Regions from separate parts of the Homo sapiens genome. Here region 1 is linked to region 2. The links are chromatin contacts, found by Hi-C in ENCODE. All regions are on one chromosome and are shown on one strand. Each heading gives the region's core, a stretch centred on a gene start or an enhancer-like site at or near the end of the contact. The rest is flanking DNA. Distances are from core to core; before and after follow the strand shown. Region 1 holds the start of GABRA6 (gamma-aminobutyric acid type A receptor subunit alpha6). Region 2 has its middle 21 kb from the start of MIR146A.

Region 1 (7,614 bases), core at 4,574-7,073, 1.2 Mb before region 2:
CGGATCACGAGGTCAGGAGATCGAGACCATTCTATCCTGGCTAACACGGTGAAACCCCGTCTCTACTAAAAATACAAAAAATTAGCCGGGCTTGGTGGCGGGCGCCTGTAGTCCCAGCTACTCCGGAGGCTGAGGCAGGAGAATGGCGTGAACCTGGGAGGCGGAGCCTGCAGTGAGCCGAGATCCCGCCACTGCACTCCAGCCTGTGCGACAGACGGACACTCCGTCTCAAAAAAAAAAAAAAAAAAAAAAAAAGGAAAGAAAAAGAAAAAAAACTTGAATTTCAGACCAATTTTACCAGCTAACATATTAAATGATAGTTAATAAATAAATATGGTATAAATATTAGCATAAAATTAGGTTACCTAATTTGTGTTTCTAGCTAGATTTTAAGGTATAATATTTACTCATTAGAAGATAAAATTTATCACTCACTTGCTGGCAGTTTTCCTTCTTGAACTATGGCCTGGGGAATTTATACTATTAGGAGATGTATAATATTGATGGTCAACATCATTATGTTGGCATTCTTTTGTAATTTTCAAAAAATCTATTTTAACTTAGTAAATTTAAAAAATCAAGATTTATGATTTCTATTCAATTCAGGTCTATCTTAGAGACTACTAAATTTATAAACATTAAACCCAGGAAAAACACTGGAATGTGTCACTGATGTTTCCAGTTGAAGCTCTTTTTCTTATTATTTAATTTTGTTTTATTAAAATTAGTAGTGATTCTATCTATAAGTGGAACTAAATATGTAGGTTGAATCATAAAAAATTGACGAAATGACAATTTTATATGGTTCAACCTAATAAAAGGGGTATACAACCTATGTATTACTGTGTTCAATACCTTAATCTTTTGCTTTCATGGATTTACATGCAGTTTTTAACTTTCTGCTTTTCCTCAGTTATGACAAAGAAAATCAAGATAAAGCACTGCAAATAGGACACATGAAAGTCATAGGAAACCAGCCATAATTCTCACTGAGACAAAATTTTTTTTGATTCATCACACAATTTGTGATATAATGACAGTGATTTTGCATGATACATATGTCTGGATGAGACAGGAACCTATTTTCTTTGTGGATTGAAAAAGTGCACCAGTGTAAATATTTACTCAAAATACACAAGCAATGAAAGGTGGAGGATGAATGTACGTGAAGTACAAAATGTGACATATACCAAAAACAGTTCTTGCTGGGACGGACTCCTTATTAATCCAGAAAGACACCTGGGAAAGAATGACTGTCATAATGCAAGGAGTGTATATCTGTATCATGAAGTAGCCCATCTTCCTTTGCAAGTGGAAGTAAACTGTCATTATAACGTATTCACCTGTTGGAAGACACATACATCAGTATTATTACTGCTGACAGTCTGCAAAAAGAATGCAGTTGAATATAAATCTTGACAACTTTTAAATTAACATTGACTGGAAGAAAACAAGCAAAGGTACATTTCAGTATATGAGAAAGCTACTTGATCAGCAGATGATAGAGCGAAGAGACACATCAACTTATTGTTTTCAGTAGGGTTCTTTATATCATATACATAAAAAAAACTACTTATTCCAAGATTACACAAATCTTTATATGCACCTGGTTGCAAAATCAGTTTTAAGGAAAGCTACTCATCACTGCAAAACAGCATGCTTAGCTGAGAATGGCTAAGGCGAAGGAAAAAGAAATAGATATTTTGAAAATGTGCACTGGAGTCATCCTGAGGGATTATTTCCATCCTTTGGTCAAATTCTTACCTGTGTTAGATTTAATTGTCTCACTAGATACTGTTTGTCCAATCAGATCATACTGGAGAAGGCTTGAAGATTCTTCTGGGACTTCTACTGAGTAAAGTGGTCCTTTTTTCCACGTATATATGATTTCACTTTTGGGATAAGCATCTAAATATTTGAAACAAATTAAATATAGCAGTGAATTTGACGAGTTGTCTTTTTTTCCTTCAAAGTGCACATTGTCTATAAAAAAGGAAATACAAACATAGATTGTATTTAATGTTTTCTTTAATCTTGGTGACTAAAGCCTCAATTTATGAGATTGACAGAATGATTAAGTATATTCCTAGAATCACACTGATAGTGTCATGATTCTATTTCTTCCTTGATTTCCAGTATCAACTAAAACCAAGTAATTATATATTTTGGATGTATTATTTGACTCTCAGAAGCCTGTTGTAACTTACAGCTCCCAAACTTGAGTGGACAAGCATGCCCATCCATAGGAAAGTTAACCAGCCTCATGGGACAGTCAGCATTGATGGTAAGCCTAGAAACATTGAAATCAACGGTTCTGAGTTAGTATTATGGACATATCATTTAGGCAGGGGAAATAGAATTGGAGAAACCTCACCTCATGGTGTATAAAATGGTTCCATTCTGCATTATTCTGAAGAGTTTATTAGGAGTTGTCATGTTGTGAGCAATGGACTTTTTACCATTTCTGAAAAAGGTGTCAGGCGTCCAGATTTTACTGACCATCAAATTATTCAGACTCAGAATCTCAGTTGGCCCCCCAAACTTCAACCTCTCATCAGTCCAGGTCTGGCGGAAAAAAACATCCATCGTATACTCCTAAGAGAAAATAAAATATTTGTGTGGGCTGGAAAGATAGTTTGCTAAGAATAGTTTATTCACTAGCCTATACACCCAATCTCAAAACTTAAGCAATAAAGCAACTTTTTATCGCAATAATTTCTCACAAAGCTATAATTTTAGCTAGTTATTATTGTTCTCAAACTCAGAAAGTTTGCATTGTTATAAAAGATAGTGCTGTGATATGTAAACTTCCCTCCTCCACCTTGACTTTCCTTAATATTCTTCCTCTTTATCTATCCAGTCATCCATATTTCCATCTATCAATATGTCCTTCTTAATCTAGAAAAAAAATATGGAAATATTTAGTTTAGCCTTTGTGCTGGCTGGCCTTTATACCATCGGTTAGACTAACTATTCCCCTTTGCACCTCATTCACCCTCAAAGGTATTTCAGAGCTTCAGAGTACCATTCAGTAAAATTCCACACATAGATAAACCTTACTTGATAAACACACTATAGCTGCACATCAAAATTATTTTATATTGTTCTCAGGGAACATATAAACAAGTGTTACCGTGACTATTCTAAAGAGGGTATCATTTAAGTATGTATCATCAAAATTATGACTTAATCTGTGGCTTTTATGAAATAGCATTAAAATGTTTAAGAATTATAATAAGAGCTATTGCAAAAGTCAATAACAAATAACAACTTGTAATTATATCAAAGTATTGCCAATAATTGCTTTGCCTACTATATAAATTCCTTTATGAAACGTATTATGGCAAGCAGTGATTACATTTTAAAAATATAATTTGACAAGCAATATATCCATACAATAATGACTCATGATATAATAGGGACCTATTGCACAAATAAACTGTAAAAACAGACACAAGCATAAGATAGAACACTAAGTATACTCAGACTTCAACAATTCAATAGCAAATTGTTGTAGTTGTTTATACTTGGAGTGGCTTAGAACACGAATGAAAAATATGATACTAAAATAATTCAGGATTCTGAATATTGCTAACTCCTCTTTCTCCTTATATAGTAAGATAATTATCTCTTGAATAAAGCCCTTCCTCCCTCTTTCCTTTTCTTTCAATTTTATTTCTTCTTTCTTTTCCTCCATATCCCTTTCTCTTCTTCCTTTACTCCTTCCTTTTTCCTTTCTTTACATCTTCTTTTCTTGCCAACTTAAAAAAGCAGAAAATGAAAAAGTCTCCAATAACTGTTTCTTTAGAATTACATTTCCTTAATAAAATCTAATGGTGAACCTCTTTAAAGACAGTTATGTTTACTTCAGCATTCATATTTACACTTCCGTTTTAGAGAGAAATGCCACCTGAGAACCGTAAAAGAATACCATGATACACTTTGTTCTAAAAGATGAGTTCAAGTTTTCATTGCTACTTACTATAAATACCCTCTTATGAATGCTACAGCCATCTGTACCTGGAACAGAGTCCCCAGAACACCTACTGGTCCATCCTCAATGTAAAAGGTGGAGAGCATCAGCCTTTCCAAATGACCTCTTTACTGTTTTAATAAAATATACTGATAATGATGTTGCCACAAAAGACAATTATGCTTTAGGTTTTATAGACATACTCAATAAACTTTTATATGGAATAAGATCTGTGTGTTTTTTTTCTTCCTCCAATAAATTTGCTGGAGCTTCACAAAGAAAGGGGAAAATCTCTTCTCTTTGGAGGGAAGAATTAGTGCATAGCATGTGGATGGAAGAGAGGACATAATTTTAAAAAGTCCCTCAGCTTAAAATGTTCAAGCCCTTAGTGAAATGTGAAGATTAAGCCAGGAATCCATTCTAATGGTCATGCCCTCCCAGCATGAATACAAATATTGTGTCATGAATCTGGAGCCAAGCTTGGCGGCAATGCCCATTATCATTAGTTTTGGGACTCCACTCTCCTCCCCGAAATGAAAACACCCAACTCACTTAGAACTTACTCACCATCTCCACATCTGACACGGGCCCAAAACTGGTCACATAAATGTCTGTTTTGACTTCAGTGACAGCACCTGAAATTAGCCCAGAGGGATGAAACAATTATCACCACTGATGTTAAGGGGATTGATCTCAGCCCTCTACCACCAAACCCCTTACTTATCATAGCCAGTATCTGCAATGTGTCCTATTGCATTCCAGTAGTGGGGATCCTTGGGTCTCTCAACTCTGAAAACTCATGTCAGTGGCCTTATTTAGAATTTATTCTAGTCAATTGGGAGAACATTAAAGAATGAAAGAAGCTAGATTCGTTCTAACGAAAATGATAATAACTAATGTATATTGATGGCTTTAATGGGAAAGTGCTAATAAAACTGTTTTACATGAATAATCTCATTTTGCACTCATACCACTCTATGAGGCAAACATTGATCATATACCCACACTACAATTTAGGAAATGAGGCTTAGAGAGTTCAGATAACTTGAACAAGGCTACTAATGGTGGATGAGGCAGAGACTGGATGGGAACATACCCATGGTCTCTCTCCCGTACCCTGCCCCTTCCCACTACCTAGTTTCTGACTCTTCTGGGTCTTCAAAGGGCAGAAACGGAGGAAGGAAACTACAGGTGTTTGTGTAGCAAAGATGCAGCTTCTTACCTCCAAATCCCGGCCGCAGCCGATTGTCATAGCCTTCAAGCAAGTTGTCCAGGATCCGACTGACGTTTTCTGAGTAGAAGTTGCCTTCAACTTCGAGTTTCCCTAGGGCATTTTCTAGCCTGTGTGTAGACAGTCAATGATCCTTACTCCCAGGCTCAGAGAAGAGGTTTTGTCTAATCTACTCTATTCCACCCTGTTACAAATACATGCAACACCACTTCTGGCCTCTTTCATGATTTGATATAGGAGTCACCCAATGGATGTATACTTTTCCTTTCCTCTGAGATAAAAAGAAAAATCAGGAAAAAGGATCTTACTCACCACAGAATAATGCACAGCCAGGGCAGAGACGACGCCATCCTGCAGTGCACTGAAATGCAGAATTCACCCTCCTAGGGTCGTCCTCCCTGCTAGCCAGCTCTTCTCTGCCAATCAACTGGAGAAATCTTTCAAACCCTTCATATCTCTGTTCCTTGTTTGCCTCAAGTCAGTAATCCAATAGATAAAGAGGTTGCCTAAAAATTTGCAGGATTCCCCTGGCTCCCTTCTTTCTTGTTTCCTTCTCACGTGGAACAAGGTGGTTTGTGGTCTTAGATTATGTCCTGCAGACACCCAGGCTCCTCTGACTGACTCAGTTGGGAAAGGAGAGTCTGAAGGGACAGTGCATGGTCGGAGAGCAGTGACAATAATCGAATAAGGCATTAAGGGAGATTAGAAGGAAGAAATCCACTGCCAGTTTTGGCATGGAATTAGCAGGGCCCTGTGAGGAAATCTGGAAAGCATTGGCATCTTGCTGATTGAGATTATGTTCCAATAGGCTCAGCGTTTATTATTTTTATGGTTCACAGAAGGATTCCTACACAGCTCTTACTGTTTAAAAAGTCTAACACTATTGTGACCCTCTTGGATTCCCTTTCTGATTTTCATCAGCATTACTAGCTACAGCCACACCCTTATGTATTTAAAGATTATTGCTCATGATTTATTTACCAGCACTTGTAACACAACAGAACAACTCACGGCCATCTTGCTGTGGATTAAATATTTTTTTAAAGATACTTTGCTGACCCTTCTTGTCAAAGGTGTGTCATCTTAAGCTAAGACAGAAGTGGGATCTACTGCTATCATTAGAGACCTGGTCAGTTTCTTGAATGCCACCTATAGGAGACAATGCCTGAGAAATAGCAGGTTAAGGCTCCTCATGCAGAAATGTTGCAAAAATAAAGCATCTATAGACGTGGTTAATGTTGATGATTCTGGCACTATTTTCTCAGGCTTGCCACAGGTTGAAAGGAAAATGTCTGAATCCAAGAAACAGCATTCTATTCTCAGTTCTGCTAGGAGGAAGTTGTAGTCAAAAAAAGTTCATTTAAGCCTTAAACTTTTAATCTTTTCTTTAAATAAAAATTTATTAAATAAAAAATTTATTAAATAAAAAAATTTTAAAAGGCATTGTGAATAGATATGTGTGTGTATATCTATTATATAGAATATATATTATATAGAATATATTTATATAATATAATATAATATATATATTATAAAAATATATATAATATAAAATATTATATTTTATAATATATATTATACACACACACACATACACACAGATATTTAAATTCAGGAACATAAGATTGAGGATCAAAAGTCTCAATTCACCATCCTCCTGCCAAATTCATTCCTTACTCACCCAGTTCACAGTCTGTACCTTTGGAATTCAAATTCTACAAAGGCCATGGTAACTATTGCAGACATCTAGCACAGCCGTAACAGTCACACTTGAGAACATGACATAAATCATTTGAGGAACGTTTGAATACATTATTGTCAGGGAAAGACACATGGCAGCCAATTAAATGAAGATACCTACAATGTTTTCTCTAATTTAAGGGAAACACCCCTAAAACCTTTTCGTGTTTGTTATGGGATCCAATTTTCACATCTCTACTCATTCTTTTTATTCTCCTTTAAACCTCCTACCACTGGTGATCACAATGTATTTTCAACTCACATTAAGTGTGCTATTACTTAAATCCCCTAAATATCTGGTATATATGATGCTATGAAATAATTCTCTTCAGATTAATCACAACTTTTTTTCAACCAGAGAACCCTATATTTATCCCTGTTATCTTTTTTAGATCTGTGTTTCTTTTTTTTTCCTATCGAAATGTTTACCACTCATCTCTGATTTGTGTCATCAGAGAGAAAGCTTTGTGAGGGTTTTCAGACCGAATGTTTTTGTTTTTTCTTTTTTAAATTTAATTTAATTTAAAGTTCCAGGATACATGTGCAGAATGTGCAGGTTTGTTACATAGGTAAACGTGTGCCATTGTGTTGTGCTGCACCTATCAACCCATCACCTAGTATTAAGCCCTGCATGCATTAACTACTTAACTTGATGCTCTCCCTTTCCCCA
Region 2 (6,847 bases), core at 1,488-3,987:
TGAAATGAAAAAAAAAAATGTATGAGTCAGGAAAATAAAGCTCCCTCAGTATGAAGAGCCCCCAGAATTAGAAATCACACAAATCACAAATAGGCATCTAAGTGGGCAGTTCTCCAGTCTCAATCATCTTTACCACTTCTCTTCTTTGAATCAGAAGAGTCTTTTCACATCACCATGTTATCCTTTTACAAAGGGGCAATTTAGGCCCAGAGGAGTTTCATTTCTTAAGCAAGGTCACACAGCACATTAAGAACCAACATTGGGGTCCTCTGACTCCTGGGAACATTTTAAAGGACTCTTTAAGGTGAAATTCAACACATTATTTCGTTGTTTTATAAACAGCAGGAACCTCCCCCACCAAAAGTCCTTTTTTATTCTTTCTTTGCTGGCACCAGCATCTATAGTGATTACAGTATGCAGAATGAAATCATCTGAGTGTGTAGACGATGTATCTGAATTCAGACACGCAGAGTTTGGGCTTGGAATTTGACACGTCCCACACCAGTGCAAACCCTATCGGCTTATCTGGGTGTGCCTGCAGACTTCATAGCCCTGGTCTCACGCTTCTCAGTCCTTTGCCTTGGTGTTCCTGCCCTCTAGTGGCAATAAACTTTACTACAGTCACATTCACCAGCAGACAGCAAATCAAACGGAAGTTAGATTTGAGAAGTTATAGCACTTTTCAGGAAGGATAAAGGCAACCCACATCTTTCTCTTTAAAAGCAGACCTCGTTATCATGGGAATGATGTTTAGTCTCACACACAAAAACGCTACTATCTAGTCTTTAGCACGAAACAGATCTTAACTTAGGCATCCAAGGTCCTGGGCTGGAAAATAGATTATATAACTGACTTAGGGAGTCATGGGAATAAGGGGGCTCAGAGAATCTATAGGGCAGGAACAGAAAGACTTAAAGTGGCAAAAGAGAAGGACATTGGCAGATGGTGCCCCCTGTCAACACTGGCATGAATTAATTCAAAGTCCTGCCTTCCCCTTTTCCCAGCTTTGAAGGTTCAGTCCCCTAGTCCCCAACCACACCTCCCTTTGCTCATCTAACTCCTGCTCCTTCTGCCCATATCAGCTCAAGGCTCCTTCCAACTCTGAAAATGAGATGGGCCCTCGTCTTATGCTCTCATGGTATGGGGAAATTTCCAAGCATAAGACTTTTTCACAGTCCTTAGTTTTATGTATCTCTGGTTATTTTCATGTCCACAGTAAATTATATAAGCTCCATGAGCTTAGGCACTGAGCCTCCCTTTATTGACCATTGAATCTGTGCCCCCAAAACAGTGATTAGCACATAGGAGGCCCTCAATTAATGCTGTTCAATTAAATTAATAAAATTGTAAGTGTTGGTTGAATGTGTGACATTTGTTTGCAGACTGAACAAACAGATCTTGTCTCAATGAAGAAAACAGGCAAAGTGTACCTAGGGTCTGTCCACAGGGCTATGCAGAGCCAACTGTGAGCACTTTCCTTGTACAAGCCGAGGGTGGACACTTTCCTTGGACATCACCCCAAATGCTCACCCTCACCCTGGGATGAGTAGCTGAGCAAGGGTCTTCACCGTAATTATACTTTTTGATCATGAGCATCCATAGGCTCAGCTTTTGTTCCTGCAAAGGTAACAGAATCTGCCTGAAAACAGAGGACCGAAGGACAGCAGACAGAAAGGCTTTGAAGACACCAGGAGACCTGACCTTCAGAGCTGCCTCTCTGTGTGACCTTGGATGCTACCTCCCTGCACTGGGTCTCCATGCTTTCATTTGTAAAAGAAGGAGCTTGAGGTATGTAACATCAAAGTCGTGGCGTTCTGCTGTCAGAAACCCCAGCTGAAGCTGGCTTAAAGTAAAAAAATGGAATATATTGCTCATGAAACTGCAAAGCCATGGATTCAGGGTTGCCTCGATCTAAGATATCAAGCAACGTCATCCAAGCCTGGTTTCTCTTCTCCATCCATCAGTTCTGCTTCCCTTTGTGTTCACTCCACTTGTAGGCAAGTTCCTTCTCTGTGAGGGTCTCTGGCAGCTCCAGGCTTTCATCCCCTCAGCAGAAAAATAAAGAGGCTCTCTCTCAGACCCAGAACTGCAGCTCAGCCATACCTTTTGGGCCGTATACTCATTCATGAGCCAGTCACAGTGGTTACGGGAAATTCTTGGCTCCACATGAATCACAGAAACACCACCCAGAGGCCAAGCTCCATGACAGTAATGAGGAAGCACTCTCAGAATGCTGGGGAGGAGGTACTACACACACTGAAACAAAAATGGCACCCCAGAGTCAGTGATCTTTAAAGACTCTTCTAGCTTTTTTTACCTTGCCGTGACTCTGAGATTTGATACCAGGGAAAGGGAAGGGAGAATAAAGCCATAAACACTCTCTAAACTTAGTCCAACCTCAAATCTTTCAAAAAGCCTAAATGCGGAATAACACTCATCATCCATTCTGAAGGGGGAAACGGGGTGACAGCGGCAGCCCTAGAAAGCAAGTGATGACTTTGACCCTCCAGAAGCCACGGGGTCTGAAAACGAATGACATTTTGATAATGCCACTAAAATGAAACATTTCTATTTCACAAAAAGATGGACAGTCAGTGAGATTCATAAAAAAAGAAAAAAAAGAAAACATTATTAAACTTTCCCTTTCACTGCTTCTTTGTATCTCTGGTTGAAATGGAGCAAGATGCAGGTTGCCATGGTGACGGCTGAATTTTAAATAACAGGGCTCAGGCGCACTGGCTGCTGGCTGTACCGCCCCAGGCAGGAAACGGTTGTGGGGAGAGAGACAGAGGCTGAGTGAGAAAGGAAAGAAAGCTGCTGGGCTCATCCCAGGACACTGTCACTTCTCCAACTTGTTTTCCTTGCACTGAGGGAAAGGTCCAAGAATGACGGACTCTCCAGCTTCTTCATAGAATGAGGGAAGGTGGGAGTCCAGATGCATAAGAACAGAACCTCAGAAGTCACCTTGTCCCTCCCCTACCTGATTCTCTCTTGTGACAAATGGATTTCCCCTACACTTACACCCCTTCCCACGAACAACGGGCCCAGCTCACCCAAGTGTTAGATGGGACACTGGAAGCCTGTCCCTAAGAAAAACGTCCCAAGAGTTAGAGACACAAAGGGCAAGAGCCCAAAGGATTTTTAAGTGAAAGAGGAATTTGCGGTTCAAAGCCCAGAAGCTGTCAATTCACATAGCTGTAGCCACATATTCCAGTTCTGCTCCTCTCTCTAGAACCATCCAAGACTGCAATGGAGAGATTCAGGAAGTGGTGAGTTCTCCATGACTGACATGTTCAAGCCCACATCAGCCAGTGAGGAGCTGCCCGACAGGGGGCTGTTCAAATCGTTTCAGGCTTCAGAGAGTCACGGTCCTGCTGGGGCAGCTCAGAGAATCCATGCGGTAGAAGACCAAGTCTTTCACCCTGCACCCTTCTACGTTCCCAGGCCAGGGAAGAGGGAAACCAGAGGCGGAAGCTGGAGGAACCAGCAGCCGGGGAGCCCAGAACTCCACTGTGATGCGTACACGCTTGTGAGGACTGGCTCTGACAGGAGGTGGTCTCTTCTCCACTGCCTTCACTGCTGGTATGTGTGTGTGTATGTGTGGGGGGGGTATGTATGGCAGGCCCAGGCCAGCGCTGTTTCCCTGCTTTCTTAGATCCTTTTCTCAGAACTTTGGAGTTCCTGACTCTGTGTGAGAAGGCACAGGCAGGTGGCCTGGTGGTGTTAACACTGGGCCACTGTCCCTTCTCTTCCCCTGGCTTCACCACACGCCAAGCAGACCCCAAAAAGGACTTGTGTTCTCAGCCTGCCCTGTCCCTTATCTCCTGGCCAAGGTAGCAGGCAGCCAAGGCCACTCTTTGTTTGTCAGGGAAAAGCTTCTAGATGTTAAATAGTAGTAGTAACAATAATAATAATAAACACATAGATTTTTCCTCATGGCTGGGAAAGTGGCAGGATTACTGAAGCTGAACACGTCTGACACTTCCCCAGAAGCCAGGTGAGCAGAGGCCCCAGGAGAGAAGGGAAGAGCCAAAGAGACAGGGTCCCTGGGCCTGTGACCTGCACCCCTGGGACCTGTCCTGTGCTCCAGGCCTGACAGTCGGCAGTTTGGGACCTGGGATTCCCCATCAGTATTCCCCAGGAAGGTCAGGACCGCTGGGAAAATGACAGCATCTTAAGAAGGAGATAAAAGCCAGGGGAAGAAAAGGGACAGTGGCCCAGTGTTCACACCACCAGGCCACGTGCCTATGCCTTCTCACACAGTCAGGAACTCCAAGGTTCTGAGAAAAGGGTCTAAGAAAGCAGGGAAACAGCACTGGACTGGGCCTGCCATACATACCCCACACACACATACACACACATATACCCCACACACCCATACATACCCCACACACACACCCCACACACACACATCCCACACAAGTACACCATACACACACATGCATGCACACACACCCCTCACACCCCACACACACCCCACACACACATAAACCACACACACACCACATGCACACATACACATACACCCCTCACGCACACCACACACACACACCCCTCACACCTCATACACAAATACACCACACACACCCCACGTACACCCCTCACACCCCACACATACAGACACCACACACACACTGACACCACACACATACACACACCCCTCACACACATACACCACACACACACCCATCACACCCCACACATACATACACCACACACACATACACCTAACACACACACCCTTCACACCCCACACACAGACATACACCACACCCACCCCTCACACCCCACACACACCACACACACAAATACACATGTCTCACACACACACCCCACATACCACACACATACACACACCCCTCACACACACATACACCCCTCACACCTCACACACACATACGCACACCGCACACGCACACCTCTCACACCCCACACACACACACAGACTCCACACACATACACACACACCCCACACACCCCTTACACCCCACATACACATACACCACACACATACCTTACACCCTACACACACGTACACCATACACACACATGTGCACATACACACACCTCACACCCCACACACACACCCTCACACCCCACACACACACCCTCACACCCCACACACACATACACACACAGGCTCCACACACACACCCACACACACACAACCCTTACACCCCACACACATACACCACACACACACACCTTACACCCCACACACATACACCATACACACACATGCGCACAGACACACCCCTCACACCCCAAACACATATACACCACACACACACACCTGGATCAGGGACAGGAGCAGGAAGGGGCCTTTTGTAGAAACAGTCCCCTGGGATACACACACACACACACACACACACACACACCCACACTAGGCTTGTGTATGCATGAAACAGCTCCTGAAAGATGCACAGGATCTGTCAACAGGAAGGGACCAAAGAACTGGAGATGAGGGGGATAGGAAGGAGGTTTATTTTTCACTGCACACCTTCTTGCAGAATTTTACTTATGTGCTTATATTGCCTTTTCAAAAAATAAATTCTGTCCCCCTTTCTAGAACACACGTACAGAACCTGTCCCTTGTCCGGTCCACGTGAAGTTAGGAAAACTAAGTCCTAGTTTTATCCTGCCAGCAATAGTGAAGCAGTATGATGTCATAATGAGTCTTAAATATCCTTTGCTTCAGTTTCTGAGGCTGTAAAATGGGGTTAATAATATCTATTCTACCCTCCTTAGAGGCACTTTAGAAGTTCATTGAGATAAAACAACAATAGCAATGATAATAGTTTAAATATATTGAGTGCTTAACATGTACTGGGCACAGTGCTATTGTCTCAATCCGAAAACAATCCACTAAGGTAGCAACTAATGTGAGTCTCATCTTAAGAGACAAGGAAAATAAGGCAGAGAAAAGCAACTTGCTCAAGGTCATGCAACTATATATCATAAACTAAAAGTAAAATTCAAAGCCCCCCCCTTCCCCACCAACTGACTGAATGGACCATCTCTTGGCCAAGGGGATCCCAGAGTAAACTTGAAGACTGAGTTCTCAGCCATGACAGGATAGGAGACTCAGATACACATCATTATACCCCCTCCCTCATTAACCATCATTAGCCTTTCTTCCCTAAGGGCTTAACAGAAAGTAGCCCTTTCAGACTTCATGACCAAGGACCCAAAAGCAAATGCAACAAAAACAAAAATAAATAGATAGGACTTAATTAATCTAAAGAGCTTCTGCAAAGCAAAAGAAATAATCAGCAGAGCTAACAGACAACCCACAGAGTGCGAGAAAATCTTCGCAATCTATACATCTTACAAAGGACTAATAGCCAGAATCTACAAAGAACTCTGATATGGTTTGGCTGTATACCCACCCAAATCTCAACTTGAATTGTATCTCCCAGAATTCCCCCGCGTTGTGGGAGCGACCCAGGGAAAGGTAATTGAATCATGGGAGCCAGTCTTTCCCATGCTATTCTCATGATAGTGAATAAGTCTCATGAGATCTGATGGGTTTATCAGGGGTTTCCACTTTTGCTTCTTCCTCATTTTTCTCTTGCTGCCACCATGTAAGAAGTGCCTTTCACCTCCTGCCATGATTCTGATGCCTCCCCAGCCATGTGGAACTTTAAGATCAATTAAACCTCTTTCCTCCCAGTCTCAGGTATGTCTTTATCAGCAGCGTGAAAACAGACTGATACAAACTCAAACAAATTAACAAGAAAAAAACAAACAATCCCATTAAAAAGTGGGCTAAGGACATGAATAGACAATTCTCAAAAAAAGATATACAAATGGCCAAGAAGCATATGGAAAAATGCTCAACATCACT

The links. Hi-C counts contacts between places; a loop is a spot of excess contacts on that map. Pooled maps may share reads with other maps.
Region 1: a loop to region 2 is called in a map with no recorded cell type, with 3 times the contacts of the local background. The contact joins the promoter of GABRA6 here to the enhancer-like site in region 2. A Hi-C loop is called at or near these places in 3 of 168 maps with a recorded cell type or tissue (CD4-positive, alpha-beta memory T cell, GM12878 and MCF 10A), 11 of 37 single-sample maps with no recorded cell type and 7 of 50 pooled maps.

What each region holds. Positions count from the first base shown.
Region 1 is chr5:161,683,930-161,691,543 of GRCh38, reverse strand. GABRA6 (gamma-aminobutyric acid type A receptor subunit alpha6) reads right to left here and starts at 5,823. Exons shown (of 9, transcript NM_000811.3): 1 at 5,517-5,823; 2 at 5,196-5,314; 3 at 4,541-4,608; 4 at 2,375-2,595; 5 at 2,208-2,290; 6 at 1,765-1,908; 7 at 1,191-1,343. The coding sequence starts at 5,554. GABRA6-AS1 (GABRA6 antisense RNA 1) reads left to right here and starts at 2,134. Exons shown (of 2, transcript NR_189170.1): 1 at 2,134-2,284; 2 at 3,898-4,202.
Region 2 is chr5:160,502,706-160,509,552 of GRCh38, reverse strand. No RefSeq gene overlaps it. Among named protein-coding and RNA genes, the nearest start is that of MIR146A, 21 kb to the right of the region's middle. RefSeq lists enhancers at 650-729, 3,317-3,376, 3,858-4,695 and a silencer at 2,695-2,744. Within about 2 kb of position 2,737, at least 7 of the 41 ENCODE cell types and tissues checked have a DNase peak (open chromatin) inside an H3K27ac peak, as active enhancers do.